Linked DNA regions of Homo sapiens: region 2 is linked to region 1. Evidence: chromatin loops called from intact Hi-C (ENCODE). Cell type or tissue: mucosa of descending colon. All regions are shown on one strand. Links, peaks and the distances in the headings refer to the core of each region. The heading gives the core; the rest is flanking DNA. Region 1 has its middle 29 kb from the start of LINC01526. Region 2 has its middle 20 kb from the start of LINC01526.

What was found. Peaks named below come from ENCODE experiments on the same cell type or tissue, not always from the same donor. Only the 100,000 strongest peaks of a DNase experiment are listed, where the experiment ranks them.
Region 2: it touches region 1 in a loop (2.1-fold over the local background); 3 of 110 quality-filtered maps call a loop at or near these places.

The regions. Positions count from the first base shown.
Region 1 is chr6:81,781,215-81,789,747 of GRCh38, forward strand. No RefSeq gene overlaps it. Among named protein-coding and RNA genes, the nearest start is that of LINC01526, 29 kb to the right of the region's middle. In mucosa of descending colon, for the core only: no CTCF peak of the experiment used is centred there; no DNase peak of the experiment used is centred there.
Region 2 is chr6:81,829,727-81,838,259 of GRCh38, forward strand. No RefSeq gene overlaps it. Among named protein-coding and RNA genes, the nearest start is that of LINC01526, 20 kb to the left of the region's middle. In mucosa of descending colon, for the core only: no CTCF peak of the experiment used is centred there; a DNase peak (open chromatin) is centred at 4,715.

The DNA of each region.
Region 1 (8,533 bases), core at 2,779-5,278:
GCAAACTGATTTTCTGAACTAACTCTACATGGACAGTTCCTATTAATATTTAAGGAAGAAAACACACAAAAACCAACAGTCACTCATTTCCGGAATTCCATCTTTACTAGGCCCTCTGGGCCAATTACATTTGTTTGATTAAAGTCAAATTCTGATTTAACCTTCAAGATACGTTATGCTCTGGGGGCAGCTTCACACATCCCTCCCAGCCATAACCCATTCTTAAAAAGCAAATACAGGGTGATTATGCTAAATAAATAACCTCATAAAAGAATTTTATGCTTGTGACAAAAATCATTTATTCCTAAATGGACATACATAATACATCTTCACATCATATTGTATATAAATTGTTAAATGACGTTCAAAAGGCTGAACTTAAATGAAGAAAAAAAATTAAAACATTTGGAAAAAGGAAAGATTTGTGCCAGTCAGTTTTGAACATGTACCTCTCAGAAATTAGGAATACACTTCTTATTGGTTAACTATAAATAAACCAAAAGAAAAAAGAAAAAAAAACTGGGAGTATTCTGTGTTGTGTGATTCAACTCTGTGACCCGGAAGCTGGAATCATGATTGTTTTATTAGCATGTAGGCAGCTTTTAAAACTCTTAGAGGACAGTTTGCCCTTTCAATTGCATCCCCGCTTAAAAATGACTATCAGTGACATTCCTAAAGTATATCCTTGCTTAATTGTAAGACTTGAGGGTGTCTTTAGAAGAACTCCAATCTCACAATCCAGGACTTACTTAGACTTCAGAAATGGCCCTTTTAATCTTAAGAAGGAGATTCCATAACTCTGTTGGTCTATGTTGGTAATAAGTTGTGGAAGGTTATATTTTCCAAGATGTCTGCAACAACAGCTTGTGTTCCACGTGTTCTACTACAATGTGTTTCTTACTCTTGAATCTGTGCAGGGTTATGATTTGCTGATAACAGATGGAACACAGCAAATTGATGCAACATGACTTCATGACTTCCAAGCCTAAGTCAAAAAAGCCAATGCAGCTTTCACCTTGCTCACTGGAAAGGTTGTTTTTGGAGTCTTCTCCCATCATATAAAAATTTCAACTCTCTTGAGACCACCGTGCTAGGAGGAAGCTTAAGCCACATGAAAAGACCACATGTTGGTGTTCCCATCAATTGCCCGGCTGTATTAGTGTGTTCTCATTCTGCTAAAAAAAGACACATCTGAGACTGGGTAGTTTATAAAGGAAAGAGGTTTAATTGACTCACAGTTCAGTACATGCTAGAGAGGCCTCAGGAAACTTACAATCATGGTGGAAGGGGAAGCAAACACATCCTTCTTCACATGGCAGCAGGAGAGAGAAGAATCACTTCCCAGTGAAGTGGGAAGCCCTTTATAAAACCATCAGATCTCAAAAGAACTAACTCACTATCATGAGAATAGGATGAGGAAAATGCCCCCATGATTCAATTACCTTCATCTGGTCCCTCCCACGACACATGGGGATTTGGGAAACTACAATTCAAGATGAGATTTGGGTGTGGACACAGCCAAACCATATCACCAGCTGAAGTGCCAGTCCATAGCCAGCATCAACCACAGTATACATCAATGAACAATACCATGAGATAAACCATGTTCAATAAGAATATATTAATCACATATGAAGTTTTAAATTTTCTATTAGCCATATTTTAAAAATTAAATAAAATGAGTGAAATTAATGTTGTTAATATATTTTACTTTACCCATTATATCTAAAAGAGTATTATTTCAACATATAATCAATATATGAATTATTAACAAGATAGCTTAATTTATTTTATTTGCCATACAAAGTCTTTGAAATAGTGGATGTGTGTGTGTGTGTGTGTGTGTCTGTGTATGTGTGTGTGTGTGTGTGTGTGTTTTGAACTTAGAGCACAACTCAATTCAGACTAGACACATTTCAAGCACTCAGTAGCAATGTGTGATTATTGCCTTCTCTACTGGACAGCACAGCTTTGGAAAATTCCAGCCTTCAGCCATCAAGTTCTCCTCCACTCCCACAGCAGCTATGGAGTCTTCCCAGTTAAGCACTAAACAATGTAGAGGTCTCCCCATAATCTTGACACACAAGATACAGGTTTTAAGCTGCTAAATTTTGGGATAATGATTGGCACTGATAGTGGAACCTAGATACTACTAGAAAGGTGGGTTACGAGAACAGATGTGTTTTTTGTCCTCTGTTTAAGCTTAATTATTTTTGAGAAAGATTAAATCATAGAATCTTAGAGGCCCTTAGAAAAGGTCTTAAAGAGTGTTTATTTCAACCTCCTACCTAGTGCTAATCATGTCTATATCATCCTCAGAAAATGGTCTACTCATCTTTGCTTGATCATTTACAAGTTACACCTCACAAGAAAATGTATTGAATTTTTTAGTGATTTTTACTTTTTGAAATTTTCCTTTATATTGAATTTTTAAATGGCCTTTTTATAACTTCTCTTCACCAGTGCTATTTTGGCCTCTAGAGCTACACGTCTCATCCCTCTGATGTAATAGCCTTCAGACCAGACAATAAATATATTTTCTCTGCCTATATATTACCCCACCTCAACCCCCATATTCCTTTTTCTAGGCTGAACACCCAAATTTCTTCAATTGCTCCTTGTAAGACATAGTTTTAAAAACTTTAACCACTAGACTAAACTCCCTCAGCTTTCCACTTTCTGACTCTTCATAAATCTCAAATCTTTCAATGTAATACTCAAAAGAGTATGCTCTAGATATGGCCTGGCCAATACACAGTTGAGTAGGACGGTTAGTCTTGTTCTAGATGATGTATTTTCATGAAGGTAAGAAAGATTGCTGCTCTCCAAAGGTATTTTAATGAAGCCGGGGCTCCCTCTATCTAAACACAAAGGATTGGTACTGATAGTGGATTAAGAGATAGCAGGGACTAAACAAATAGTCCCTTAGCTGCATGCAGCAATTTAGAGCCTAGGACTTAAAATTGGAAGACTGACTTTGATTTCAATTGGCAATTTACTAGATATGTGACTTCAGGAAAGTTGTTTATACTGTCTGTGTCACACTTTATTAAAAAAAAATCTTTATAGGAATATCATAAGAATATCCTAATATAGAAATGTGGCATTTTTGGCAGTCATTAAATGAACTAAATATGTATAAATGATTTGCAATCTGTAATTATACAAACATAAAATCTTTTTTAAATTACTGTCAACCTAAGAATAGATCTTGATGCTTATTTCCATATAATTTTAACTTCCTGATTTTGACTTATCATCACAGCTTGTGGAAAACTTTCTTTAAAATGTTATTTAGTCTGGTTTAGTAATTCAATAAATACTAAGCATTTATTCAGTATGACACATAGCATATTGGTTCTCCTTAGAAAGTCGATGAAAGTTTCAAAGTTCCCAGGTTATCCATCAACTGCTTACAGATCCATTGGAGTATTTTAATCAAAGGAGTAATTTGATTTTGGACTCAGGATGCTGTTCTTTGTACCTGATGATCTGGAACCCTGGGTCAGGTTGCCTAGGGCAGCAGCAGCAGTAGTCAGTAGACCTAACTCCACTTTAGGGCTGCTACAGGGAGCTACCTGTACAGCTTCCTACTCCATTCCAAAGCTCTAGCACAGTCTGAGTGAGCCAAACAATTACTACAGAATAAAAGAGCCTTTTTAATTAGTGTAGTTGTTGGATCTGGAGACTCTGGGACTCAGACTGGTGCAGGGCAGTAGGCCGTTAGGTATCTGGAACTTAATCATGGAGGAGACTGCACTCCTCTGCAAGGCTTCTAGTGGCACCAGACTCAGGAACAAGCTGTAACATTTGGACTTACTACGTCAGTCCTCAATATACTCCCACTGAAAAAGCCTAGAAGAGAGAAGCATATTTTCCATGTTCCTTCCCTTTATTTCATTTTCTTTTCTGTCTATACAATAACATTCATATAAAGTATAGCAACTTTAAACTCACTGTGAATGGCATGGCAGAGAATGGCAAGGTATTTTTCTGATATGACCTAGCATAGATATATTACAGATTTCTCCCGTCTACAAGTCATATATGCTTAGAGGGACCTTCTGGATCAGCTAGTGTGACATACTCAATTTACAGGAGAGATTGAGCTTTGGAAAATTAATTTGGCAAATTAACGGCAGCACAGACTACAATTTCCTATCTAATGAATTTTCTCTATGCTGTACGGATTAAGCAATTGAGTTAAGCTGCTGAGAAGGTCACAAATACACAAACATACATATATACACTCAGGCATACACACATTAAGTTGGAGTGTGAAAGAAACTGAGACAAACATCACTTATAATCTGATTCATGGCAGTTTCTCTTCATAAATGGAAACTGGATGGACCAGTTTTGCATTTCTGTTTTTTTTTTTTGAAAGCTGCGATGAAGTGACTGAATTGATCCACCCTCATTATGTACACCCACTCTTAGTTGCATACACTATCCTGAAACTCCATTAACATCTACTGAAATATGGGGTCTTGCACAACTCTCTATTAAGTGGCATTGAAGTTAGAATTAAGAAAGCAGAATGGGATCAACCATGCAAGGTTTCCAGAAAGGTAGATCTTTAAGATGGTAAGAGCAATACATCCATGTAGAAAAATGAGGATAACGTGAAGTTAAACAGCTTCTAAAAACATAGAAGTGGAAACAATCAAGTGGTATGAGAAAGGTAGAAAGCAAATAGTCTTGGCTGGGGCAGGGGCAGATGTATGGAAATCTGGTAGAAAGTGATGTGAAAGTGTGGCCACTGTCTCGACACCATCTAGATACGCATAATGGCATTATGCCGCTTCTACTGCTTATTGCACAGGGCGGTAATCCCAGCAGTGAAAACAATGTGGAGGCAGTTAATATTTGTAATATCATATGGGGCAGTTTCCAAAGTTAAATGCATTTCTCCCCAACATGGAGCTGGTTAGAACTAATTAACATGAAATCCATTGTACAAAAAGAGGGAGCAGAAGTGCTCACACTTCACTGAGTTTTTCATCTAAGTAATTCTGTGAAATCAAAGCAAGTACTGTACTTGAACTACTCTGTCAGGAACTATATATGCCATGCATTTATTAGCATTTCATGGTTTACCAAGCACATTCACAGATACATTGTGTTTCGTCTGACTTTCACATCAATCCTATGAGTTAGGCTATTATTATTCACAACTCACAGATGAACAAAGCCCAGCCTTGAGAAATTTGGTGAGTTGCCTGAGGTCATTCCACTTGTGGTGTCAGTGTTGGAGCTCAGACCCAGGTTCTGAATCTGAATCAAGTTATCTTTCCACTGAACCATTTCAGGGAATAATAAGGACATCTCCTTGGGCCCACCACCTTGAGTAGCCTTCTGACAGAAGGGACTTCTGTTAAGGTGTTCCTAGCTACCATAAAGAGTTGAATGTTAGACCAGAGCTGCCTTCTCTGCGGGACATTTTATAATCTGTCTGTCTGATGGCTCACATGGGCAAGTCTGCAATACACAACAGGACAATGGGTACTACGATAGAGTTTATGTATATAGAAGCTTGGAATGTCTATGACCCTCTGTGTAGCAAAATGGCAACTTGAAGAATTGTTTTAATAGGATTTATTAAAATTTTGACATTTATGCTTTCTGGGGAAGATGAGTTATGTAGACAGCAAAATGGATTTACTTTTTAATTGGCTTTTCTAAAATAATTCGTCTCATTTTGCATTTAGTCTTCAGCTGTTGCTCCGATGCCTAAAATTTTATGTTTTTACATTTTCTGAGGCAGATATTATTAAAATATTCACTGCTACTTGATATTTCAGTGCTTTAGTTTCAGTTTCATTTTTAGGAAATTGATAATATTTTCAAATTATATACCAGAGTGATTGTGTCAATGCAATTTCCTTTTTGTTTTTACTGTATTTACTTTATTCAAGATGCTTTTTGCTTTCTTTACTCAGACACACATCCTTGTGTGATTTTTTGTGTGTGCGCTTTCTAATATTTTTTTCTTGCCCAGTGGCTATTACTATTTTGCCTTGTTCAAAATTCATTCATGTCGGTTTCAAAAGAACTTCAAATATTTGTTTACATTTTACTGTATGAGGCAAGTCCTGTCATTTATCTAACAATGACCAACATTGCTCCTTTAAATGTCTCCCCAAAACAGGTCCTCCCCAGTTCTTCATTTTACCTCAAAGAATCAGAATGACAAGGAAAACTTTAGCAGGAAAAGAAAATGGTAGTCCTATAACTTTTTTAAAAACAGCAATAAATTGTATTATTGGCAGCATAAGAAAAAGTCTGTGGCTGATGACGTTAACAAAGTTGACATAGTGCCATTTGAATTGACTCTACTCCTAGACAAGCATAAGTAGTATTTACTCAGTCCCAGAAACTGTGATTCTCAGGCTGAATCTGAAAATAAAAACCCAACAGGTCTGTCCATTTTTATTTTCTTCAATCTCAGGCTGATATTTAAAACCATTGAAAGACAAAATTGGCTGTTTGATAGTAGCAGCATAGTATTATAGCTCACACACTTCTACTCAGAGAAATATGATGCCTTAAGAACAAAACTTTGACACAGAGCTTAGCTATTTAAGGTTCATAATACCCTGAATTCGTAGAGTATATTTTGGTTTACAAATATTGCTTTGAAACTGGCAGCAACCTTAAGAGGTTTGCAGAGAGCATAAACTGTTAATCCCAGTTTAGAGCAGAGAGGAGTGGAGGTCAGTCAGAAGGTCTAAATGACTCACAAAAGGGCAAACAACTAATTAGGGGAAGATCCAGGTTTCCTAATACCTAGCCCATATTATTTGTACTATTTCGGTTGAGCATTTTTAAATTTCTATGCTGTTAGAACATTTTTAGACCAATAAGAAGGACAATTTCATATGGTCTCTCAAATGTGCTTCTTGCAATGAATATTGTCATTGTTGGTAGTTTTTATGTGGGAGTATGGAGTGTGCAGTAGGAGGAAACAGGTTTGAATTTTATATAATTACTAACTAGTTTGAAAATATTTCATGACAATGTGACTTTATTTAATATTATTTTCCTTCTACATAGCAGGAGTTCAATTAATTAATTGTGATACTTATTAAAACTGTGAAGTAAATATTTCCACAGAAACTTCCAAAACTTATAAACATAATAGGGTTTAAAAATTGGGGATGAGGAAGATACATCAGTAACCCATATTATCAAATAAAATATTTAAATACTCACTTTGCACTCTAATCTTCCTGAAGACAGTTTATTTCCTTTTATATCTGAGATTCTATATTCTACTGGACTACTGGACTCTACCTCTGATTTATTTTAAAAGAAATTTTAATAGTAATCAGAATGGAAAGTCAATAACTCAAACTTATCAGAATTGAGAAAGGTTCTAGCTTAGGAAACTTGTCCCTATTCACTCAGGAAATAGAGAGCACTTAATCTAAAGGAAGATGCTTGCTCCCATTCAGGAGGGAGAAATGTTGTTCTCTGTTGCTTGAGTCTCTCCCCAGCCCAGCGCCTATCTCCTAACCCAATTGCCATCTCCAACTTCAGAGAGCAGCTTTAGTAAAACACTCTGGCTCAATATGTCATGCTCCCAGACCAGTGGGATTCACACACTCTCTTAAGGCCAGAAAGACATCTTTATTTGTGAACAACATGTTCCAGGAAGCTCCATACACCTACCATCAATAAAGCACCACACAGGACCTTGGGAGCTGGTGACTCAATGGTGTTTGTTCTGTTTTTTTTTTTTTTCATTGCTGTTTATGGAGGACCATTGTACAAGGAAAATTAAAGCTTAAAAAAGACAGTTCTGCCAATGTTACATGGGTGGAAACTGCACTATTGATTCTCATTTGCCTCATGAGTCACCCAGGATTTTTCCCTATTTCCTGTCAATGGAAATTGTCTGGTAGGGTTTTAAAGAATAAACTGTGTCTCATGGTCAGGGCAGGCAGAACAGCATTAATGGTGAAAAGCGTGTGGCTTTTAGGTAGACTGCCTGGGTTTGGAGCCTGGCTCCACAACTTACTGGTTATGTGACCTTGTGCAAGTTTCCTAACATTTTTGCCTCAAATTCCACATCTATAAATGGAGATGATAATAGTACCTACTTAGTAGAGATGTTATGAGGATTATATGGATTAATGCATGTTAAGCTCTTAAAATAGTGTGTAGCACATGGAAAGTGCTCAACATGTATTTGTCACTGTAATCAGCTCAGGTGCCCAACTAGCCCAGTGATAAATATATTCATCTTCAGAAAAACAACACCTATATGTGACTCTGTTATCTCTAATGTATGATGACCACAGAAGTCATAAATCAAAGGTCACCTCAGCACCACGTTAAAAGTATGATCAGGACAATGTACTGAAAGAGCTCTATTCTGTAAGTGAAAAGACACAAATTTTAATCCATGTTTGCTATTAACTTGCTATGATCTTGGGCAGTTATGCATCTTTTTGTCCCAGTTTTCTGAACTATAAAATTAAGCAAATCTTCCAAAGGCTTATCCAGACTTACTACACTACAATTACTT
Region 2 (8,533 bases), core at 3,740-6,239, 49 kb after region 1:
CATATACTGCTAATTTTTTAACAAGGGTGCCAAGACAATTGATTTAGAAAAGAATATTTTTTTCAACAAATTGTGCTGAGATAATTAGATATTCACGTGTAAAAATAACGAATTCGGATTCCTACTTCACACCATATAAAAATCTATTCAAAACTATATGTAAGTGAGGAGACTGTAAAATCTTCAAATGAACCATAGGGACAGGTCTTTATGACCTGAGATTAGACAATGATTTCTAGTTATTACTCCAAAAGCACAAGGAATAATAATAATAAAATAGGTAAATCGCATTTTTCAAAACAAAAACTTGTGAGCTTCAAAGGACACCTTTGAGAAAGTGAAAACACTTGCAAATCATAGAGCTAATAGGTACTTTTATTTAGAATATATACAGAACCCTTATAACTCAATAACAAGATGATAAATAATCCAGTTTTAAAATGGGCAAAGGATCTGAATAGACATTTCTCCACATAAGATATACAGATGGCCAATAAGCACATGAAAAAATGCCTAATATCATTATCTCTAGGAGAAATGCAAATCAAACCACAATGTCATACAACTTCACACCCACTAGGATGTCTAGAATCAAGAAAAATGAACAAATGTAAGCACAGTGGAAGATGTGAAAAAATTAGAACCATCATATATTGCTGGTGGGAATGTAAAAACAGCATAGCCACTGTGGAAAACAATTTGGCAGGTCCTCAAAACTAAACATAGAGTTTAATAATAAGATTCAGCAATTCTACTCCTAAACATGTACCCAAGAGAATTGAAAGCTTATGTCCATACAAAAACTTATGCATGCATGTTCATAGCAGCATTACTCATAATAGTCATTAAGTGAAAACAACCCAAATATTCATCAACTGATGAGTGGATAAACAAAATACGTTATATCCAAATGGAACATTATTCAGCCATAAACAGTAATCAAGTACTCATACATGATACAACATACAAAAACCTTGGAAACACTATGCTAAGTGAAAGATAACAGACCTAAAAGACTACAAGTTGTGTCCATTTATAGAAAATATCTAGACCGGGAAATCTCATAGAGACAGAATGTAACTCAGTAGTTTCCAGGGGCTTGGGGGCAAGGAGAAATAGGGAATGACTGCTAAATGGTACTGAGTTTCTTTTTGGTGTGATGAAAGTGTTTTGGCATTAGACAGAGGTGATGGTTGGATACCCTTGTGGGTATACTAAAAACCACTGAATTTTACACTTTAAGAAATGTGAATTTTATGATATGTGAATTATAGCTCAATTTTTAAAAACCCATGGAGAGGTTTAAAATGAAAATTAACACCATCGATAACTCTATGTTCTGGAGACAGGCACCACTAACATTTTGAATATTCCATTCCAATCTTTTTCTTATGGATATATACATATTTTAAGTCAAGCTCATATCCTACATATATAGACATATATTTTCCTCTATTGGCGTTACATTTTTTGTTGTAAGAACAAAAATTTTAAGAAATATTCTAAAGACCTCTTTTTTTGGAAGAGTGTATTAATCTTGTGGCAATAAACAGTTCCAGCTCATCCACTGATTAGACGAATGCAAGAAGTTGCTTTCTAGGAGCAAGCCTTCACATTGAAAATGATTTTGAATAGTGACATTGAGTGTAGAGGTACCAAGATGCTGTAGAAAAATGGTTTGACAGGATATTTTGCAAAACGTTTTTCTCTTTCAACATTCCTTTCCTTTCTTTCATAAATGTATTTGTTTTTCAACACAGGTATATAGTCAAAGGCTGCATACTGGCTAACGATTAACCAGCTGCTCTGATTATTTGCCAAGCTAATGTTGTACGGGAATATTGCACGTTGAATGATAAAAACCTTGGATACTGCACATTAAGTCTGGTACAACATGTATTCTAAATGTCCCCCATTTGACTGGGAAAGTCTAGTACATTTTAAGGATGGTTTATTTTTGTTTGCATTTAATTCAAAGGCTGAAACAGCACACCATCTTTTCTAAGTGCACAAATGGCTCCAGCATCGTAACTTACCTATGAAAATTAGGGGGATTTTTTGTTTTTTGTTTTTTGTTTTTTTTGAGACAGTGTCTCGCTTTGTCACCCAGGCTGAAGGGCAGTAACACCATCATAGCTCCCTTCAGTGTCAACCTCCCAGGCTCAAGCAATCCTCCTATCTTAGCCTCTTGAGTAGCTAGGACCATAGGAGTGAGCCACCATTTGATTAAGACACCAAATTAAAATTCTAAAGTACTGTGACCCTTCCTGGGCACTCAAATTATAGAAAAGATTTTTGAGGCAAAGCAATGGCTCTTCATGAAATAGGTCCTATCTATAGCATTATAAAAGTATTTCAGAAGATGGTTTAAGTCAAATATGTGGTATAGATTATTCTCATTAAAAAGCATTCATATAAGACTATGTTTTGCAGGCCCTTGAAAAAATTTCATTGGTTATCAGTTACAACATAATAGGTCAATTTTTTTTAGAAAAGGCAATTGAGATGCTCATGGTTAGATTTGCTCCGACCCACCCAGCAACACAATGGCAGATTGAAAGTCCTGGTTCTTTAATTCCCGGGCCTGGTTCTAATGCTGCTGGATCACAAGGTCTTTATAATAGAGCTTATAAAAGCACATTTTATGTGAGGCGACTGGTTAGAGAAAATATGACCTTTCAAATTATATCACCATTTTCCACATAAAAGCCTCAGCCAACCTCCTAATTTATGCGACCTTTGGAAACCATAAAATCACTTCCCAGGGAGAGTTGATGTTGATTTGATTAGGGCCGCTCTTCTTGACCCAGAGTGGGTAGGAGCCAGCCACCCAGGGAACAGCCCAGGGAACATCAAAATTCACTCAGCCCAGGGAGAAATCTGCAGTCTAAGGAAGTCATTTGAACCCAGTAATGCACTTGCTAGAGACAGCTAGTTACTCTAGCTAAAGGTTTAATCTTTATCTCCTCAATTGAAAACCTAAGAAAACCTTTAGATTTGCCAAATGCTTGAAGAGGAATATTTCACAGATGTTAAGGAATACAGGACTCTACAAATAGAAATGCTAAGAGTATGTATGCATAGAAATTAAAGTCATCAGAAAAGGAAATGCTGCCTGATTGAAAACTCAAACATTTAATAGAATTTCTGTTTATTAATAAAGCAGTTTTACTTTAGAACTTGATGAATGACTAAGTGAAACAGAGGAAAGAGCAAAGGACTTGACAAAGTGCTGTTTAATACCTTTAAAATATATCCTGTTTTTTAATATAAAGTCATTTTTATAGTATATCTGCCTTATGGGAAATCCCAAAGAATTGGATAATAAAAGATACAACTAAGATTTGTTGGATTTTATATTCACTACTTTTCGTAATGTACAGATGTAGGTACCTGGGTGAAATTCTACTTATATATATAGGATAAAAGTAGGATATATATATATGTGTGTGTGTGTGTGTGTGTGTATATATACTAAAAGTGTGTGTGTGTATATATATATATATATACACACACACACACACAGACACATATATATATCCTACTTTTATTCACAAAACATAATAGTAGCATTTTCCCCATGTGATTACAAATACTATGAGAATATCATCATAAACTGCTGAATAATGTTCCAACATATAAAAGTGCTACAACTTATTGAACTATTTCATTATTGATGAACTTTAGAGTTTTCAATTGTTTTGTATCATAACTAACAATCCATTAAACATTTTTGTGGATAAAAGGTTTTCGTGTGTTTCAGCTTGTTGTGTGGAATAGATGAATTTATAATGTGTTAAATCACATTTCCTTTTTGAAGATGAGTATCACCAACAGCCTTTCTATTTTTCTCCAGGTATATTACAGCCTTCTTTTTGCAATTATAATCATTGAATTTGGACTATGAATCAAAGAACCAGGTTCAATGCTGTATTTTTACCTGCATGCCTCTGACATTCCATAGATTTCTTGGATAATAATTACTCTCCCTTTAACAACACCATAAGTCCACTTAATCTATGAATTTGAACCTTGAACAAGAGATAACTGAAGAATTATGTAAGAAAGAAACAGAAGAAGTGATGTTCTCAAGCTCTGGAGATTTTCAGGCAGCTTTGAAAATCTTTTTTATCTTATGTTTTATTCCCATAAAACTTAAAATCCTACTGGGGCATTAAGGTAGTAGCGGAGGGGTAGTTTTTCAAGATGTTCTTGTACAGCTTCCTTCTAGAAATATCTAGAGTTCTCCAAACTACGTTTGAAAACTCACTAATTTAAGACTTGTAACTTTGCAGATGGACTTTCTTACCTGGGAGAACAAATTGTTCTTTTCTGCTTCAAGGAAATTTTAAAATGCTAAGTAAGGCTTGCTATCCTCAGAGGCAACATTGGCATCCTGAAACAATTTTGGCCATCTGATTCCTGAGGGTTTGGCCAACAGCTGTGCCCAAAATGGATAATTGTGCCTGGTTAAGTTTAGTCCTCTCTGACATCACACATCACAGAGGAAATCAGCCCCACACATTTTTCTTCAAGGAGAGAAGAGAATTCATACAGATGATTCAGAATCAAGGAATGAAAATGACAACAAGCATGCAAATGTCACACTGAAAACAAAAATCCCTCCTAGTTCATTGGCTAAAGAGACAGTAGAAACATCCTGGGTGGAACTGAGAGCTGTGACTCTTGTGCTCGGTGGCCTGGAGCCATTCACAGCACCATCGGGAAGTGAAGGCAGGGAGCAGTGCAAGGCCCGTTGTGTCTGTTTACCGAGTTCTGTAGGCCTTACCAACTATCATGTAGTAGTCTTTTTATGGAAACTAGATAAACAACATGCGTCACCATGGCTATTTCCCTTTATCAGAGAAGTGGAAGAAAGACTTCTACAAACTGTAGATATCATGGAAGTGTGTGGGCCTTTCCAAGCTATTATTGCACAAAATCAGAAAGAAATTGAAATGTTTTCTGCCAACGACTGATTATTTTTATCCAAGTCAGACAGAAAAATATTTCTAAACATATAGATGTTTACCAGCTGTTCCCAGAGGCATTCATGTGACTGCAACATCCTTTCTATCAGCCCTTTAGGTTTGGAGTTTTCCATGCCAAAGAGACTGAACATCTTCTGCATTTTAACCCCAGCTCAGAGACACTTCCAGGAATTCCAGTCCTCCAAGATTTCAATGTCTTTATTCCTGTTCTACACTTCAGTTTTGTGCTGAAAGCATCTAAAGGAAGAAGAATGAGGGAGGAGGAATTCTGCCTTTTTTTTTCAAAATTTGTATCACTCATTTTTTTTTCTTTTTTTTATTATACTTTAAGTTCTGGGGTACATGTGCAGAACGTACGGTTTTGTTACATAGGCATACACGTGCCATGGTGGTTTGCTGCACCCATCAACCCGTCACCTGCATTAGGTATTTCTCCTAATGTTATCCCTCCCATAGCCCCCCAGCCCCCAACAGACCCCTGTGTGTGATGGTCCCTGCCCTGTGTCCATGTGTTCTCATTGTTCAACTCCCACTTATCAGTGAGAACATGCGGTGTTTGGTTTTCTGTTCTTGTGATAGTTCGCTGAGAATGATGGTTTCCAGCTTCATCCATGTCCCTGCAAAGGACATGAACTCATCCTTTTTTATGACTGCATAGTATTCCATGGTATATATGTGCCACATTTTCTTTATCCAGTCTATTGCCCTCTCTTTAATCCACGGTCTTCTCACCTTTGTTTATCAACATTTGTTGACTGATGAGTTGATGTCTCAGTTTTACCTTCACCTTGCACTCACTGTGTTTCAGTGGATCCTTACCTTCTTTCTCTTCTCTTCTTTGTGACCTCAAGTTATTTATCAGGATCTTTCCTTGAGGGACTTGGGGTATGTAGCACATAATGTGGAAGCAGCGAGGGCCCATTTATCTGTTCAGTTACACTTATCTGACTATTATATTTAATTTATAGGGCATTGTCTGGCTCATAAAACTTTTAGAAGTCCAGCCTTCCCTCTCTTTCTCTTCCTGTTCCACCCTGCTGACTTCTTACACTGGTACATTTGTTTGTTTGTGCTCCCAGAGAAGACCCCTATGATTTCTCCCCACTTCTCCAATTGCTCCAGACTCTGACAAGGTTAAATTGTTGGCCTGAGAACATGTTCTCAAGAGGCACCCATGATTGTTGTCCTAATGCCTAATTAAGAAGGGTGGAGAAAATTCAACAGCAGGACCACAGTGTCATCATGGGAAGGGAGGAAATCAGATCAGTTTGCATAAGGGATATCTGCACTCACATGTTCATTGCAGCACTATTCACAACACCCAAAATATGAAACCAACCTGAGTGCCCATCAACAGATGAATGGATATGTGGTGTGTACACACAATGAAATACTATTCAGCTGTTAAAAAGAGGGAAGTCCTGTCATGTGCCACAACATGGAAGAACCTGAAGGACATGACGCTGAGTGAAATAAGAAGCACAGAAAGGCATATAACTGCACAATTTCATTTATATGTGCAATCTAGGAAAGTCAAACTCACAGAAGCAAAGAGTGGAACAGTGGTTACCAGCAGCAAGTTGAAGTAGGGTGGACAGGTGGGGTTGGCATGGGGAGATGTTGTCTGAGGATATAAGATTTTAGTTAAGTAGAAGGAATAAATTCAGAAGATTTATTGTACATCATGAGGGTTATAGTTAATAATAATGCATTGTACACTTGAAAATCGCTAAGGGAATAGATTTTAAGTGTTCCCATCACAAAAAATGATAAGTATGTGCAATAATAAATATGTTAATTAGCTTGACTTAGTCATTCCACAACGTGTGTGTGTGTGTATATATATATATATAAATATCATGCTGTATACCATAAATATATACAATTTTTATTTGTTGATTAAAAACATTTAAATTTAAATTTCAATAAATGGAAAGGGAAATGGGTTTGGAGTCACTCAGAACTGGATCAGATTCCTGGCTGCACAATTTACATGGACAAGTCCTTTAACCTTGATGAATGTCCACTTTCTCATCTTTAAAATTCACCTAATAATACCTCAAGAAATTTCTGGAAATATGAAATAAACTAATGTATGTGAAATGATTGGCAGATGATAGATGATCAGTATCAGGGTCAGTTTCCACCTCTCTGCCCCTCAGTTTCAATCCTTCTTCCCTGTCTTCTGCCCAGGGCTCTTTCATTCTATATCTGATACACAGACAAAATACAATAAATAGTTATTGACTGGGTGAACTTGTGTAAAGATGCTGGTGAGTAGACCATGTTTGCAAATGTGTAGAGTAATATCACCCTTTTGGCCAACCCAAATTCTTGCTTTGCATAGGGACTTCCTTAGCTCTCCAGAATTCCCAGATAGATAACAAGAGGGATACAGGTGAGATGGATATTATTATTGTTGTTTTATGTGCATCAGTATGTATAACTCTGCATGTAGATATTTATACTGGATGGATTTATATAAATTTTCTATTTTTGTGCAAGAGTTTCCTACATTCTACTTTTCTGGATTATGAGGAAATCTTTGAATAGAGTGGGCTTTGCCAACCTCTCCGTCCAAATTCCTGCCTTCTCTTTTCTCTTCCAGCATTCCCATGCCTTCTATATTATGGGTTAAATAATTCAAAAGTGCTCTACCTCCTTGGTGCCTTTGCACAATCATTTCTTCCATTAGACTCATCCTTCCCTTAATCTACCATGTATTAACTTGTCCTTTAGCTCAACCATTACTTCTGAGAAGACTCTCCTAACACCACCTCCTCTTTTCTCATAGTTGTCTAGACTTTTCTACTCACCATATTTTCCATTTTATTATTGGTTTAGTTTCTGTCTGTTTCCTCCCCTAGATTTTCATCCCATGAGAGCTGGGTCAGCAATTTTTCTTGCTTTCTTCTGTGTTTCTATAGTACCCCATAATTCCTGGCACATAGTAGGTGCTTTAAAAGTATTTGTTGAAGGAATGAATGAAGAGGTGAAAGCACTTCACAAATTCACATTTGCTTCTCTTCAAGTAATGCTCTTGTAAGTAGAAAATGGTTGGGTATATTTCCAACAAGGTCATTTTATATAATTTGGCAAACCTGAAAATGATTTTATGTCCGTCTGAGTCCCCAGCACTTAACTCAATATTGTTTTTAAAAAGTTTCTCATAATAAAATACAGCTAAATTTTCAGTGGGTATATAGAGGAAATACAGGAAGAAATACCACTTTTAAACAGGCAAGCTTCATGGGCCATTCACATCTAATGTGCAGCAGAAGCAATTCTATGAATTGTTTCCAATTCCATTATTATACCCATGATTTTTCAATAAGGATGCAACCGCATACCTCTGATTTCCTTCTTAGAATCTTTGTGATGTTGTCGATACAGGTGCACGCCTTCAGTATGCACAACATGATTCATAGAGTGTATAACATCACAGGAGGTTTAACAAACATAAGAAGTAACTAGAGTACAGTTGCTTGACTTGTGTTGCTAGGTTACTATCTAGTAATCCTCTTGCTTATCTTGGGCTTCTG